2 separate regions of the Homo sapiens genome follow, and region 2 is linked to region 1. A link is an interaction called in ENCODE POLR2A ChIA-PET data of the cell type or tissue named here. Cell type or tissue: PC-3. All regions are shown on one strand.

Evidence for each region. ChIA-PET counts read pairs that join two places held together with the same protein. Peaks named below come from ENCODE experiments on the same cell type or tissue, not always from the same donor. Only the 100,000 strongest peaks of a DNase experiment are listed, where the experiment ranks them.
Region 2: POLR2A ChIA-PET joins it to region 1 with 12 read pairs; 2 of 35 experiments call an interaction of 5 or more read pairs at or near these places.

What each region holds. Positions count from the first base shown.
Region 1 is chr13:98,169,694-98,177,693 of GRCh38, reverse strand. The region is part of intron 1 of FARP1 (FERM, ARH/RhoGEF and pleckstrin domain protein 1); the gene reads right to left. RNF113B (ring finger protein 113B) reads left to right here and starts at 425. Exons shown (of 2, transcript NM_178861.5): 1 at 425-1,412; 2 at 1,518-1,909. The coding sequence starts at 458. The coding sequence ends at 1,531. RefSeq lists a silencer at 3,885-4,179. In PC-3, no CTCF peak of the experiment used is centred here; no DNase peak of the experiment used is centred here; H3K27ac peaks cover 394 bases.
Region 2 is chr13:99,464,326-99,472,325 of GRCh38, reverse strand. No RefSeq gene overlaps it. Among named protein-coding and RNA genes, the nearest start is that of LINC01232, 31 kb to the left of the region's middle. In PC-3, no CTCF peak of the experiment used is centred here; a DNase peak (open chromatin) is centred at 4,345; H3K4me3 peaks cover 287 bases; H3K27ac peaks cover 2,584 bases.

The sequences.
Region 1 (8,000 bases):
GGAAGGGCGGGAGAAGCCTTTTTTTTTGGTTTTTTTTTTTTTAATTTGAGACAGGGTCTCGCTCTGTCACCCAGGCTAGAGTACAGTGGCGTGATCTCGGCTCACTACAACCTCTGCCTCCTGGGTTCAAGCGATTCTTCTGCCTCAGCCTCCCTAGTAGCTGGGACTTCAGGCGCACGCCACCACACCCAGGTAATTTTTGTATTTTTAGTAAGGATGGAGTTTCGCTATGTTGGCCAGGCTGGTCTTAAACTGCTGACCTCGGGTGATTCTCCCACCTCGGCCTCCCAGTGTCCCGGGATTACAAGAGTGAGTCACCGCGCCTGGCCTAGCAGAAGCTTTTCTTTCACTTGCTTTTGCTTTTTAGAACTGGGAGGGCCCACGCCCCACGTGCAGCGACGCAAGGGCGACGCAAGGGTGACGCACGCCACGGCCGTTGGGAGCCTGAGACTCAAACATGGCAGCGCCACCTTCTCCAGGAAGGACGGCCGACCAAGCAGACCAGGTATGCACCTTCCTCTTCAAAAAGCCTGGACGGAAAGGGGCTGCAGGCCTCAGAAAGCGCCCGGCCTGCGACCCCGAGCACGGAGAGAGCAGCAGCAGCGGGGACGAGGGCGACACAGTGGCTCAGCCCCCGCGGGTGGCACCGAGGCCCCGGGGCCTCCACAGCTGGCAGAAGGCGGCTCACGGCGACAGGAGGGGCGAGGAGGCGGCGCCTGAGAGCCTCGACGTGGTGTACAGGTCCACCCGCTCGGCGAAGCCTGTGGGGCCAGAGGACATGGGGGCCACCGCTGACTTCGAGCAGGACACCGAGAAGGAGCACCATACGCCGACCATCCTCAAGTGCAGCCAGCGGGTCCAGGAGGCACTGCGGGGTCGGGAGCACGACCACATCTACCGGGGAATCCACAGCTACCTGAGGTACCTGAAGCCCAAGGACACGTCCATGGGCAACTCCTCCTCGGGGATGGCGAGGAAGGGCCCCATACGTGCGCCAGGGCATCTGCGCGCCACTGTGCGCTGGGATTACCAGCCTGACATCTGCAAGGACTACAAGGAGACTGGCTTCTGTGGCTTCGGGGACAGCTGCAAATTCCTCCACGACCGTTCCGATTACAAGCTCGGGTGGGAGATTGAACGGGAGCTTGAAGAGGGTCGCTACTGTATCTGCGAGGACGAAAACCATGAAGTGGGAAGCGAGGAAGAGGAAATACCATTCAGGTGTTTCATATGTCGCCAGGCCTTCCAAAACCCAGTCGTCACCAAGTGCAGGCATTATTTCTGCGAGAGCTGCGCGCTGGAGCACTTCCGGGCCACCCCGCGCTGCTACATCTGTGACCAGCCAACCGGCGGCATCTTTAACCCCGCCAAAGAACTGATGGCGAAACTGCAAAAGCTTCAGGCTGCAGAAGGTGGGGGCAAGTCCCATTTCACAGAAGACCCCCATGAGTGTCCAATTCCCATGGCTTAGGTTTCCCATAATTCTCACATTTAAATAAATTTTTTTGTTCTTTTAGGAAAAAAGAGATAAGAAAGACTCAAGTCTGTATGTACACTGGGGAGAAGCAGCCTGTTGAGTAAGATGAGAGAGATGACAGTCTTCCTGCAATCCCATGCCTGAGTATGTAACCAAAAGAATTGAAATCCGGATCTCAAAGAGGTATGTGCACTCCCATGTTCACTGCAGAATTATTTGCAAAAGCCAAGAGGTGTAAACAACCCAAGTGTCCATGGATGGATGAATGGACAAACAAAATGCGATACACACACACAATGGAATGCTATTAAGCCTTAACGGGAAGGAAATCCTTTTAAAGATTTAAACTGATCCTTTTAAGGATCACATGCTACAACTAGAATGAACCTTGAAGACGACACTGCTAAGTGAAATAAACTAGTCACAAAATGACCAATACGCTGTATGATTTTTCACTAATATAAGGTATCTAGAGTTGTCAAAATTACATAAAAAGTCGAATGGTGGTTGTCAGGGGTTAGGAAGAGCGGGAGTGGGGAGCTGTTGTTTAATGGGTACAGAGCTTGAGTTTTGCTAAATGAAAAAGTTATAAAGCTCTGTTACACATCAATATATATATACCTAATATGAGTGAACACTTAAAAATGGTTAAGGGTACATTTTATGTTTTGTACTATAATTAATTTTTTTTTTCAAAAAAGCTAAAAAGAGATATCAGAAAAGGAAGAAATGATGGAACCAAGACCGGGAGGGAGTGGAGAGGATGGGGTTCAAGAGTTACCAAAACAGCAAATAAAGGATATCAGTTAAGAACCAAGGAGGGGAGGAGTTGACAGAAGAATATCCACGCTGAAGTTTGGATTTGATTTTGTTTGGCTGATGTTAACATCCTCTCCCTTAAAATGGCAATGTATTCCTCTCCCAAGACAAACACCAACAGATCCACGCTGAGTTCCTCACAGCTGATGAGTTCCTTACAAGGAACTGACACAGATTATGTAAATTTTCATAAGAGCCTATCTCATATATCAACTTTGGCTGTGAATTCCTTGAAGACTGAAACCATGTCTCACATACTTCCTGTTTTTTAATGGCCAACAGGTAGCTCAATAAAAAGTCAGTTAGTGAAAAGTCAGTCAAACCAAGCTACCTAGCAGTCGGCTATGCAAGCAACTGCGGCAGAGCGAACTTCGGCAAAACTTTCCACGTGATTTTGACCTTGAACCACACCCATCGACCCACCCACCACCATGGCCAGGTTGCAGACAAAAGCAGAGCCGTGGTTGAGGGCACAGACCCAGGAGCGAGATAGGATTCAAGTCATGGTTCTACCAGTTACAGCTGCGTGACCTTGGGTATGTTACTTTACCTCTCTGTGCCTCAGTTTCCTCATACATAGTAGTATCTCACAGGGTTGTTTTGAAGCAAAAATTAACATATTTAGAACAGTGCCTGACATACAGTATGTGCTATCAACATATCGATTATTGTAATTCAAGCAGGGAAAATGGCAGCTTGATAGTCGACAAGGCAGACAGTTCAAGTGCCCCATAAAAGTGAGCCATTTATTCTGGCATTTCACATAGAGCTTTCTCTAAGAATTGTCCTTGCCAAAGCTAACAACACAAAGCTTGTGTACAATGACTTACTGGGCCCTACCCCTAAGTCCGTCCGTTTTTGTCAGTTCTGTCAAAGGGCTATTTTATTCACTTTCAAGCCTTCCAAAAACATTTGGAATCTGCACAAAAGAAGAAATATGAAACTTTCAGGCACTCCGAAGCAGAAACTCTAAGCTCTGGCTCCAGGATTTTTCTCCCAAGGCTCACTCGAGTTTCTTTACAATGCTTCATGTATGTCCCTTCCTAGACACTGGACTCAGCTACGCTCGTGAACCTTGTCAACAAGTGCTCCAAGTCACCAACCTTTTGAAAACATTCCAAATATGCACTAAGATATATAGTTCTTATTCCATTTTTAAAATGACAGAATAAGGTTCATAATCAATCATTTGCAAAATTAAGCAGAAAGGCGATCACTAGTAAGCGTTGCCGAATTTGGCAATTTGGTTTACTAACATAGAGTGGGTAAACAAAATCTGCTAGCATTTTGGCCGATTTCCTTCCAGTCTTTTTTCTGTGTATTTTTCATATTAATGTATGAAATAAACATTCTGGAGTTGGAAGGAAGAAGCAAGCAGGACTGCAGGGAGTGCACACATTCCTTGGGAGCTGAGTCCTTCCCATCACCACGCTCTAAGGTCACAACGCTGGAGCGACCCCTCAGACTTTTGCTGAAACAGCTCAGAACAGGGATGAGGACAGTCCCCCATCAGCACTGCACCACCTTACACAGCACCCTGCTGGGGAAGTGAAGAGCAGTGTGGGGCCAGCTGGCTTTCAAAGTTAGCACCGTGGTTACCGGCACTTTATCCTGTCTGGACCAGGTCCCACCACATCACACCCCAACCCCTATCTTTCCGGTCAAAAGAACACATCAGCCAGGCTGCAGTTAAGCAACAACTGACTTGACCTTTTTTCTGTTCACTGAAGGCACACGTAATGGTCAATAAGTCCTTCGGAATCAACATGAGCAACATGAGAAAAATCTGGCAAAACCAAACAATGCTTTGATGTTTTCATTAATTTGCATGGACTTATGGAGGCAGCTCCATTCCCTCTCCCCATGACTGCCAGTTTCTGGTTAGGCCTTCTGAAATCCTGAAAATGCCTCACAGGCCTGCATTCCAAGGTCACAAACCCCTAGGATTCCAAAGACTCCAGGAGAGGCAAAAACCTAGAGCACATGAAAATCAAAACCTGAAAACACTGTACCCAGATTGATTAATATCCTGAAATACACAAAATTCCTTCTAAGGAGTTTTTATAAGTACCACCTAAAATTGAAGAAAACAGGGACATTTTGCTGTTGACTTTTTCTGTGTGCCAACTGCCCATAAAAATTCCTCTCCTGTTTTGCAAGGACAGAACTCTCAAGAACAAATGACCTAATTAAACCTGAGATTTCCTGGCTGAGAGCTATGTATAAAGCTGAAATGCACTGAAATGATGCTGAATTTGAAAAGAGCTCTATGCCAAACTGATTCGGTTTGCCTTTTTTATTCTACATACCCAGTGCTGGAGCTAAAAAACACGAGATTGATAGATATCCTTAACTACTATTATTTATGAAGCAACCAGAATGCGTATTTCCCCACTTATCTACTGCACATTTTTCAAAATGTGATTATACCACACTACAAATGCATCTTTTTGGCACATTTCATTGGTCTGCCTTTGCTACTGGGTTGTTGCCAGTGCAGTACAATAACGTGGATCTGCTGTCTCTCATCCTAGCTTTCAGAAACGTGTAAAGTTATCTCATACTCTCCTTGGGCTCTAGACTCCCACCCCCACTGATTTGCACAGATGTTCAAGGAGAAAGAATTCTTTCTTCCTTTAAACGAATGTCAAGGGCCTGGCAAAATCCTGTACTAAGAAATGCAGAAGTCAGCACTCTTGAAAAGCTGGTTATTAGCTCACTTCCTTCTCTCTCCAGCTTCTCCACTTCCAAAAAATAAATATGAAAACTATAACACTTGCCCAAGGTCTAAAAGAAACCAGGAAGCGGGCAGGTTAAGGGCTAACAGGTAACTTTTCTCTGCTTCTGTCTGTTGAATGTTAAGGAACTGTTCGTTTCATAGCCGAGCATTTTAAGGGTGCTATGCTAGAGGCAGCTCTGTGATTTTCATTCTTTGGCTACAACCCCTGGGGAGGTGAGGTCATGAGGAAATTCCAAGGGGGTCAAGGAGACCAGAAACCTAGCTGGTCACATAACTGCTCAGTGGCACTGCCGGAGACCAGCCCCAGCCCCCGTGCCAACCCCCATGACGCCCTATTTTCAGAGCCTTGCTGATCCTGCCAGTTTCTCCTGCCTTCCAAGCACTCTGGGCCGACAGCCACCGAGACATCCCTGAGCAGCAGAAATGAAATCAGTCACCACACCCTGGTGTCCGCAGGACTCCCACTGAGAAAAGTCTCATTCACGGCTAATCAGAACTAGAATTCTCATACTTTTCCCCACCCCGCCCAACAAACAGCAGAGCACAGATAAAGAACGGCCGGATTTCCATGGCCCTGCATTATCGGTGACATCTTCTCTTTGTTACCATCCAGAAGAGAACTGCTGCACTGACAGGAGGCAGGCAGACACCCCCAGAGCGCCACAACACCTGCAGCCAGAGACCTAATGCAAAACAAAACCAAACCTCAGGCTGAATGTGATTTTCTGTGTGATAGGGAAGAAAATGAGATAGAGAAATGTGACCGAGCGCGTGTGCAGATACGTTCAGGGGCACAAGTCTGAATGGTCAACTCAAAAATGTCATTCACACTCTCAGACGAGTTCAGAGGCTACCTCATTGGTGGGGAGGAGGACTTTAAGCAAATCATATAAATTAGACTAATCTGTGAATATCTGACTGAATCTGCACCCTTAGAAAATAAAAATTTTGCATATTTTTTAACAATGTAGCTCTGGTATGATTACTGCTATTACAGTAAATTTTTAAATCATGTTATGTTATACCTTGGTAAAATAAAATGGACTTCCAGTTGAACATGGCAGATTAACCACATGCCTGTATCAACACCAAAAATCCTACAAAAATGCCAGTAAATATACTTTAAGAGGACTATAGCAGCAGGAACAAGAGCAGATAAAACATTCTACTGACTTTTGGGTGACAGAAAGCAAGAGAGAGGTCTGTGATGATTTGTATCATAAGTGATGCTCAGAGAATTCCAACAAAATAGTCCAAAGCCCAGGAGGCTCATGCTGAATGGGAGGGGGAAGGGCGTGGGAAACAAGAGGGTGTAAGTCACTATACGAAGAGGCTAGACCTTTGCACCCAGGGACCCTCTCCCACCTACCCAAACCCCAAAGAAGTTTATTACCCAAGGACATTGAACCAGGAAAATTAGAAACTCACATACGCCAGGCACAATGACGAAGAGGGTGTGTGTAATTCAGGGCTGAAAATGAGGCACGAGGTGTTGGGAATTGAGGAAGAATCAGTCTACTTACTGTACCAGGAAACCTCCACAGTCCCCTTCTTCCATCCTGCTTCCAGAATAGCTTATCCAGGTTTATTCCAGGCAGGGCTGGTAGAATTATTCTCAGGACCATCTCAATGAGCACATATACTGATATTTGAGGATTTCCTTTGACAAAAATGACCAGTTGCTGCTTCATCATTTTAAAGAAAAATCAACAATTGACAAGCCCCATCCATGTGCACAAAAATTCCAACCTGATTTTAAGTGCCTTGGATCAGCCAAAGATCAGTACGCATTCAAGAAAAGCCTGCAAAATGAAAGTCACATCCAAAACAAAGAAGAGGAAAAAAACCTTCTAAAAACATGTAGATGGCCGGGCGCGGTGGCTCACACCTGTAATTCCAGCACTTTGGGAGGCCGAGGTGGGCAGATCACTTGAGATCAGGAGTTCGAGACCAGCCTGACCAACATGGTAAAACCCTGTCTCTACTAAAAATACAATGATTAGACCAGGTGCGGTGGCTCACACCTGTAATCCCAGCATTTTGGGAGGCTGAGGTGGGCAGATCACAAGGTCAGGAGATAGAGACCATCCTGGCTAACACGGTGAAACCCCATCTCTACTAAAAATACAAAAAATTAGCCGGGCGTGGTGGCACACACCTGTAGTCCCAGCTACTCAGGAGGTCGAGGCAGGAGAATTGCTTGAACCCGGGAGGTGGAGGCTGCAGTGAGCCGAGATCGCGCCATTGCACTCCAGCCTGGGTGACAGAGCAAGACTCTGTCTCAACAAATAAACAAACAAACAAAAATTAGCCAGGCATGGTGGCGCATGCCTGTAATCCTAGCTGCTTGGGAGGCTGAGGTGGGAAGATTGCTTGAACACGGGAGGCAGAGGTTGCAATGATCTGAGATCGCGCCACTGCACTCCAGCCTGGGTGACAGAGTAAGACTCTGTATCAAAAACAAAAAAAATGCAGACATTCTAGGGAGCAGAAGAAAATGTTTTAAAATCTAGACTATTCCCCAAGAGAATAAGAATCTCTTCCAAAATACAAGAAGAGTTGCTATGGAAAAAAGGCCAATAGCTCCCCAAAATTGATAATATGGATAATTGAAAGTTTTATTTCTATATTAGTTTATAAAGATTAATTTGAAGAGATCTCATAGAAAGTAAGGCAAAACATAACTACATGGAAAATTTTAAAGGTAGGAAAGTAGAGAATCTTCCTAAAGCCCTAATAATCAAATAATATGAAGTTTTTTTAGAAGAATTTTTTTTTGAAAACTTAGGAAATATCTCAGACTGATGGACAATGGTCTCCAGACTAAATGGAGAAAGCAAAATACCCAGCATAATTTTAAAAGGATCTACACCGAAGTACATGACAGAAGTTGTGACACTTTAAAATCTTAAGATTCTAAAATGTTCCAGGGAGAAAAAGAAAAAATTAAATCATATCCAAAAT
Region 2 (8,000 bases), 1.3 Mb before region 1:
ACTTCCTTAGCTGTGGAAGTCTTGAGGGTTACACAGCACCCAAAGAAGGAACTGGGGTTTTATTGGCACTGAATAGGGAAGGGAGCTTGGTAGTGGAGAGGACCTTGGAGAAGTGGTGCAATGGGAGTCGATTTCTGGAGAGACTCAAATAGTCCTCAGATGGGACTGTCTGTTCTTCCTGCTGAGTGAATGTGAAAAGGAAGAATACCCAGAAATAAAGGGAAGAGAAAAAAGAGCACTAGGCAAAGGAGAAGAGAGGAGATTGGGAGGGCGCCTGTGGAGGGCAGTTTATGAAGACAGGAAATCAAGCAGCTGGCCACGGTAGGGGACAGACTCAGAACCATCCCCACCATAGGAGGGTGGAGATTTCACATAAAGGAGCTTCAGGGGCTGTATAAGGCCTTAGAGAAAGAGCATCACTCAAGCTGTGTGCCAGCTCAAAGGAAGATAGTGGCTTTTCCCTCCTTCCTTCCCTCCCTTCCTTCCTTCCTTCCTTCCTTCCTTCCTTCCTTCCTTCCCTCTCCTCCCTCCCTTCCTTCCTTCCCTCTCCTCCCTCCCTTCCTTCCTTCTTTCCTTCCTTCCTTTCTTATTTCCCCTTCCTTCCTTTCTTCCTTCCTTCCATCTCCTTCCTTCCTTCCATTCTCCTTCCTTCACTTCCTCCTTCTTCCTTCTCTTCTTCCTACCTTCCTTCCCTTCTTTCTTCCTTTCTCTTTCCTTCTCTTCCTTCCTCCCTCTTCCTTCCCTCTTTCCTGTATTTTTTCCTTCCTTCCTACTCTCCTTCCTTCCTTCTCTCCTTCCTTCTTTCCTTTTTTTGGAGAATCCAGAATGAGGACGTTTCAAAGAGGCCATGCCAGATAATGCAATGATCTTTTATTAGGAAATTACAGTCAGTGATTCAGTGCAGGAAAATGAGTCACTATATTAGGCTAAAAGCAATAGAAATTCACAAAAGTAACAGGGATGAATGTTCTACCAGGAAGGGAACAAGTTACTAAAATAAAATGCCATTGTTCTTAAATATAACCCACTTCTAACTGTGCAAGATTTCCAACTGAGAAATTTGAACTCCCTGATGATGCCCTTAAATTCTACTATTGTTTTTATGCTGGGTACAATGTGACATATTTTAATAAAAAAAGTAATATAATATTTCATATGACCCTCTTTTGTATACATAATTGTATTTTCCCCCTTTATTAAAATTTAATATATATATATATATTTTTTTCTTGAGACGGAGTCTTGCTGTGTCGCTCAGACTGGAGTGCAGTGGCATTATCTCAGCTCACTGCAACCTCTGCCTCCTGGGTTCAAGCAATTCTCCTGCCTCAGCCTCCTGAGTAGCTGGGATTACAGGTGCGCACCACCACCATGCCCGGCTAATTTTTTGTATTTTTAGTAGAGACGAGGTTTCACCCTGTTAGTCAGGCTGTTCTCGAACTCCTGACCTCGTGATCCATCCACATCGGCCTCCCAAAGTGCTGGGATTACAAGCATGAGCCACCATGCCCAGCCCTAAAATTTAATATATTACTGTCCAAGACATTATTAAAATGACGTGCATACTCGGTGTCTCTCAGAAAATAAAGTTCCAAGAATGATGATGGGTCATTTGACATTTGAAGAAAAGCATCTGTTTTTGAGAAAATTTTCTTTCCTTAACACATTTATTCATTGAATTCACTCACTCTTTCAGGTGTTTTGCATAGTTCTCTCTGGTAATAAAGTGAAGGAAATTTACCTGAAGATCAAGACTGTTTCTTGGCCGGGCACGGTGGCTCACGCCTGTAACCCCAGCACTTGAGAGGCCAAGGCAGGCAGATCACTTAAGGTCAGGAGTTTGAGACCAGCCTGGCCAACATGGTGAAACCCCGTCTCTACTAAAAATACAAAAAAATTAGCCAGGCGTGGTAGCACGTGCCTGTAATCCCAGCTACATGGGAGGCTGAGGCAGGAGAATCGATTGAACCCAGGAGGCAGAGGTTGCAGTGAGCTGAGATCGCCCCAAAGCACACTCCAGCCTGGGCGACAGAGTGAGATGCTGTCTTAAAAAAAAAAAAAAAGGACTGTAAAGACTGTTTCTTGTAAGTTGCATTGTCATCATAAAGCTGGATAGGGACTCAGAGCCCCCAGTGGCATTGAGGACACAGAGCTTGAGAGAGAGAATTATATGGTGGGGGACATAAGAGAACAAGCCTAGTTCATAAAAATTACTTTCCTAGGATTCCCGATATTAACTCTTTCCAGCTCCCTGAAGAGAATTGTAAAGGTTTCCATTCTGTTGAATAGAAAACATGAACCGAGTGAGGTGCTCTGCTAGGGAGCTGTGGGAGATGCCAGGCCGGTAGTGTAGTTGTTGTCCTCTGGGAGTTTGCAATAAAATAGGGGAGAAGAAGGTTTTGGTCTGGTTTTTTTGAGACAGGATCTTGCTCTATTATCCGGGCTGGGGTGAAGTGACACCATCACAGCTCATTGTAGCCTTGACCTCCTGGGCTCAAGCAATCCTCCCAGTTCAGCCTCCCAAGTAGCTGGGACTACAAGTGCATGCCACTGTGCCCAGCGGGCTCTCACTATGTTGCCTAGTCTGGTCTTGAACTCCTGGCTTCAAGGGATCCTCCCACTTTGCCACCCCAAAGCACTGGGATTATAGGCTTATATGAGCCACCACACTCAGCCAAGAAAAGACTTTTGATCAAGACTCTCATTAGAGACAAGCAATGGAAGTGCAATAATTAGGGGCACAAACAAAGTACAACTGGTCAACTGCAAGATAAAGAAATATAGTCATTTGACCAGGTAGGTCTAGGAAGTCAGTGAGTAGGATGTTAGCAGGTCTCTGAAGGTGGTTAGAATGTTGACCGATGAGGTACTGAGAGAAAAAAGGGAAGAGATTCCTGTGCTGGATCAGGCACAGAAGATGAAGAATGCAGGGTGTAGAATGGCTTGTTTAATTGGCCTGGCCTTGGGAGCCAGATGGTGTGAAAGGGAGGGGCATGTAGTGAATGGTGATGCTGAGAAAACCAGCGGGAGGCAGATGCAGTGTCTTGAAGCCCTTTTGGATCTTAGTATTTATTGTAATGGAGCGCCACTGAAGGTTTTCAAGGAAAGAAATGACAGATTGATATGTGTTCTTTAGAAAGACAGCCCCTGGCAGGAGTGTCTAGAATAGACTGTTGCAACAGAGCCATGACTTGCACAATGCCAAGGAGACCATTCACAACTCCATGCAGTGCAATGTGAATGGTGCCTTTTGGAATTATGTGGTGGGCAGCCCCAGGGAGTGGAGATGTCAGAGACAGAGTGATAGAGGTAGCAAGTAGGGATCTTCGATTGCAAGCAACAGAAACCGACCCTAATTAACTTAAGGAGGAAAAAATACATTGGAAGGATGGGGGTCATTCAAAGAGTTAAAAGATAAGAAAATACTTAGAGGAATCAGAGCTACTTCATAGATCTAATGGAGAATCTCTTCAGGATATTGCCATGGGGACAAATTACTTTCCATCACTTCCAGTCTTTTTGACACTCTACTCAAGAGTCAAGTTCCAGGGAGAGAGGATGATTGATTTATTTAAGGTCATGTGCTCTCTCCTTGGCCAAGAGACTATAAGGGCATCTTGGCCGAGTGCTGTGGAGCCCCTGGGAACAGTTTTCAGGTGTGGTTTGGCCAATTTCTTTTTTTGTTTGTTTTTGCTTTGGCCAATTTCTGTGAGACAGCACTGCAAAGATACCATCTCAATACTTGGCACAAAGGAAGTCCTGAAAAAAGTGATATTTTCCCCCTTTTCCCTGCAGGGAATCTTTGCAAATGTACCCCTTTACTTGAGATAAAGCATTTTTATTTATTTGTTTATTTATTTATTTATTGGAGATGGAGTCTCCTTCTGTCGCCAGGCTGGAGTGCAGCGGCACGATCTCAGCTCACTGCAACCTCTGCCTCCCGGGTTCAAGCAATTGTCCTGCCTCAGCCTCCTGAGTAGCTGGGACTACAGGCGTGTGCCACCACGCCCAGCTAATTTTTGTGTTTTTAGTAGAGACGGGGTTTCACCATGTTGACCAGGATGGTTTCGATCTCTTGACCTCATGATCTGCCCACCTCGGCCTCCCAAAGTGCTGGGATTACAGGCGTGAGCCACCTCACCCACCCTGAAATAAAGCATTTTAAAACATGCTCAAAGATTGAAAAAAGCTCTATAAGGAAAAACATGTTTATCATATATATATATATGAGCGGTTGCTGTGGAGCTAGCTGAGTTCCCTCTGTTTGCAGTGACTAACTTTATTAAGGCATTAGCAAACCTTGTTCCAGGAAAGCCTTGCCTTTCGAATGAAAATATCCAGGATTGGGTGAACATAGCTTGAGTCGCCCTATTTGGGTAATGACTCAGATTAGATATCCAGCTCTCAGTAATGTTAGTGTTTGCTTGGGTTTATGAAATATTTTATTGATCTAGGCATTTTGCTTTTTTTTTTTATTCTCCACCTGTTTGTGGGTAGATTTTTATGACTGGTATCAAATTCCTTATTTTACACGTGGACCTATATTTCATGCTTGATATTTGATAAAGGAAATTGAGCTGTTCTTTCTATTGCTTTAAGAGCAGTAGATCCTGGGGGTGAATGCTGTTGTGTGACACATCAAGACCAGCAAAAGCACAAGAGAAATGAGCTTTGAAAAGAGAGGTAATTACCTAAAATTAGATAAAGCCAAAACTGTTCTGTTAGGTAAATCCTGCTGCTAAATTGCCTTTAGCAAGCTAAGCATGGGATAATATTATGTTCTACCAAAAAAAAAAAAAAAAATCTAAAACCTTAGCCACAGGAAAGTGTGCTGAATATCAAGTGTTTTCAAGCGTTCTCTTATTTTTCTTTATTACTTTCCTGACTTGAAAAAAGACATGGCAAAGTGTAGTGACAATTGATTTAGGGCATGGGAAAGGGTGACCCGATTTTTAAAAATGTTCTCATAAATCAACAAATTAGTCTCCTTGAGATCATGAAGTGATGTTTCTGAGAAATTAGTGGCCTCATTCTGGAACCTAGTGGACAGGCTGTGTTTTCAAAACTAACAGCTTGTTCTAGTTGCCTTGCTTTAGTTGAAGGCTTAGTACCTCTACCAAAAGCTTCAAAGTAACGCAGGCATTGAGCTTCCCCAAGAAAAGGGCAGTAAAACAAACAATGTAGAAGCAAAGAACCAGGTGTCTTGGCAACATTGTAATTATGGCTGCTTGTGACGTTCTACAGGGATTTCTTCTTCAGGACTATGAATTTGGCCCATCAGGAGAACTTTGGCTAGCTAATACCTGCTGGGGAAATGTATGGGATCAGATCTCTGATTTATGAGATCCCTTCCAAGTGGGATCTGATAAATTATTAAAATAATAATTTTGAAATCTGTAACAATTTGAGAAAATACTTATGTCATAATGTTCCATGAAAGAAGCAAGATTTAAAAAATAAACTTTTCCGTGATTACAACTGTGTAATAATTATGGATATGTACAAACAAAGTCTCTAAAACAATAGCTAAAAATGAAAAAGGCCAGGTGTGGTGGCTCACGCCTGTAATCCCAGCACTTTGGGAGGCTGAGGAGGGAAGATAGCTACAGCCTGTGTTCAAGACTAGCCTGTTCCCATCAGCAGTAGACTGGATAAAGAAAATGTGGTGCCTGTACACCATGGAATACTACACAGACATGAAAAAGAATGAGATCATGTCCTTTGCAGAAGCACAGACGGAGCTGGAGGCTATCATCCTATGCGAACTAACATAGGAGCAGAAAACCAAATGCCATATGTTCTCACTTATAAGGGGGAGCTAAAGAGTGAGTAGATACGGACACAAAGAAGGGAAAGACAGACACTCGGGCCTACTTGAGGGTGGAGGGTTGGGGGAGGGTGAGGATCAAAAAACTACCTATTGAGGGCCAGGCGCAGTGGCTCACGCCTGTAATCGCAGCACTTTGGGAGGCAGAGGCAGGCAGATCACCTGAGGTCAGGAGTTCAAGACCAGCTTGGCCAACATGATGAAACCCTGTCTCTACTAAAAATACAAAAATTAGCTGGGCATGGTGGCGCATGCCTGTAATCCCAGCTATTTGGGAGGTTGAGGTAGGAGAATCGCTTGAACCTGGGAGGTGGAGTTTTCAGTGAGCCGAGAATGCGCCACTGCACTCCAGCCTGGGCAACAGAGCAAGATTCCATCTCAAACAAACAAACAAACAAACAAACAAAAAACCAAAAAAAAAAACCAACAAACACACACAAACCCCAAAACCCTACCTATTGGGTACTAGGCTTATTTATTACTTGAGTGACAAAATAATCTGTACACCAAAACCCCATGACATGGAATTTACCTATATAACAAACTTGCACATGGACCCTTGAACCTAAAATAAAAGTTTTTTTAAAAAAAGACTAGCTTGAACAACATATAAAACAATTTAAAATTTTTTTTAAAAGAAAAACATTTAATTTCTGGGGAGATTTTAGAAAACGCTTAGTTGATTTTGCCTTAATTCTGTTGTAGTTGATGCAAAAAGCAAAAGAAAGGCAAGGTGACATTCAAAATATTTTGTATGCTGTATTCTACACTGTGGAGGCTGCTCTAATAAGCAGCTGTAGTAATTACAGAGGGCACCAGATGGTGGCATGTAAACACAGCTTAGAGAGCCAGGTGGGCACTGGGCTTTTCCCACTGGGGTTCCAGAGTGGCCTCTCCCCCTCCAAGGTCTGGGCCCAGTCTGTTTGGGGGAGTGTCAAATGCAGATGGGAGCTGTTGGAGGCCCAGAATGTTGCTGGAGAGGGGTAGACACCAGGGCAGCCCTTCAGAACGCCCTACCTCAGCCCAGAGCAATGGGTGTGTTGGAGGCACTTGATGTGTTCAGGCATCATCTCCAGGTTTTAACAAGTGGCACAGCTGTAACAACGCCAATGAGCTGATAGGAGCCCTGATTACCAACAGTCTTGAAAGAGAGGGCCTGAGAGAATGCTTGCAAAGTTCTTACTTAGTGTAATCCCAGCACATGGGAAAGACTCCATACACGCTGGCTGTTGTAATAGGATCACAGTCCTGCTTACACTTTTATTATTATCAATAGGCAAAAAGCACACACCCTAGAGATTTTTCGAGGTTCCTTGAGGAGAGGATGGATGTCAGGTGTGGCCATCAGCCCCAGCGCTGAGAAGGGCTTATACAGACAGAATCTTCAGGTGGTATGACGACTTAGCTTCCCTGGCCTTTCTCCCCACTTCTGCCCATCGGTCATTACCTACCTCAGGACCCTCTAGTCATTATCGTGGAGAGGGGGACAAAGGAGGAAAATGCAGGTAGTTGAACCTGAGAGATGGTGCCAAATTGTCTTTTAATAACAGTTTTTTCTTCGAAACAACACAGAAATGCATGTCTGCACACAACAGGGACAGGATCCAGGAATTAGGAAGCCCCAACAAGAGTGCCAGGGGCACCCCAGAAAACCAGACACAAGGCTATGGCTGACCTTCTAACCTTCTCACTTCGTAAAAACAGAAGAGAACAAGTTCCTTCCTCAACTTGATACGTTAGCGTTTCTTGTAAATACATTTCCTGTGTCTAGTTCATCTTACTTTATAAACACAGACATCTGCTTTCAGTTTTGTTAAGAATGTGCTAAGAAATTCAGTTGAAAAACGCAATAAAGGATCCACAGAGGTCTGTCCTCACAGAACGAATCAGTGTTCAAACTAGTTCTGGAGGGAGACATTCAACATAGAGATGCCACAGGGCTACAAGCCAGCATTCCTGCTCGCTGAAGAAAGGCAACACTCGACACCCATGACCATCGATCCCATCTATTGGGGTGGAGGGTGGGGAATGCCTTCCATTACAGACTCAGTGTGACCTGTCTTCCCCGTCCTCCCATGAGGAGTCAGAGCCTTGGGAAGATGCCTGCAGAGTCATCACCACTGCATCCTCATCATGACCTGTATCTGTAGATTTTTCTCCCTTCAAGTACTAT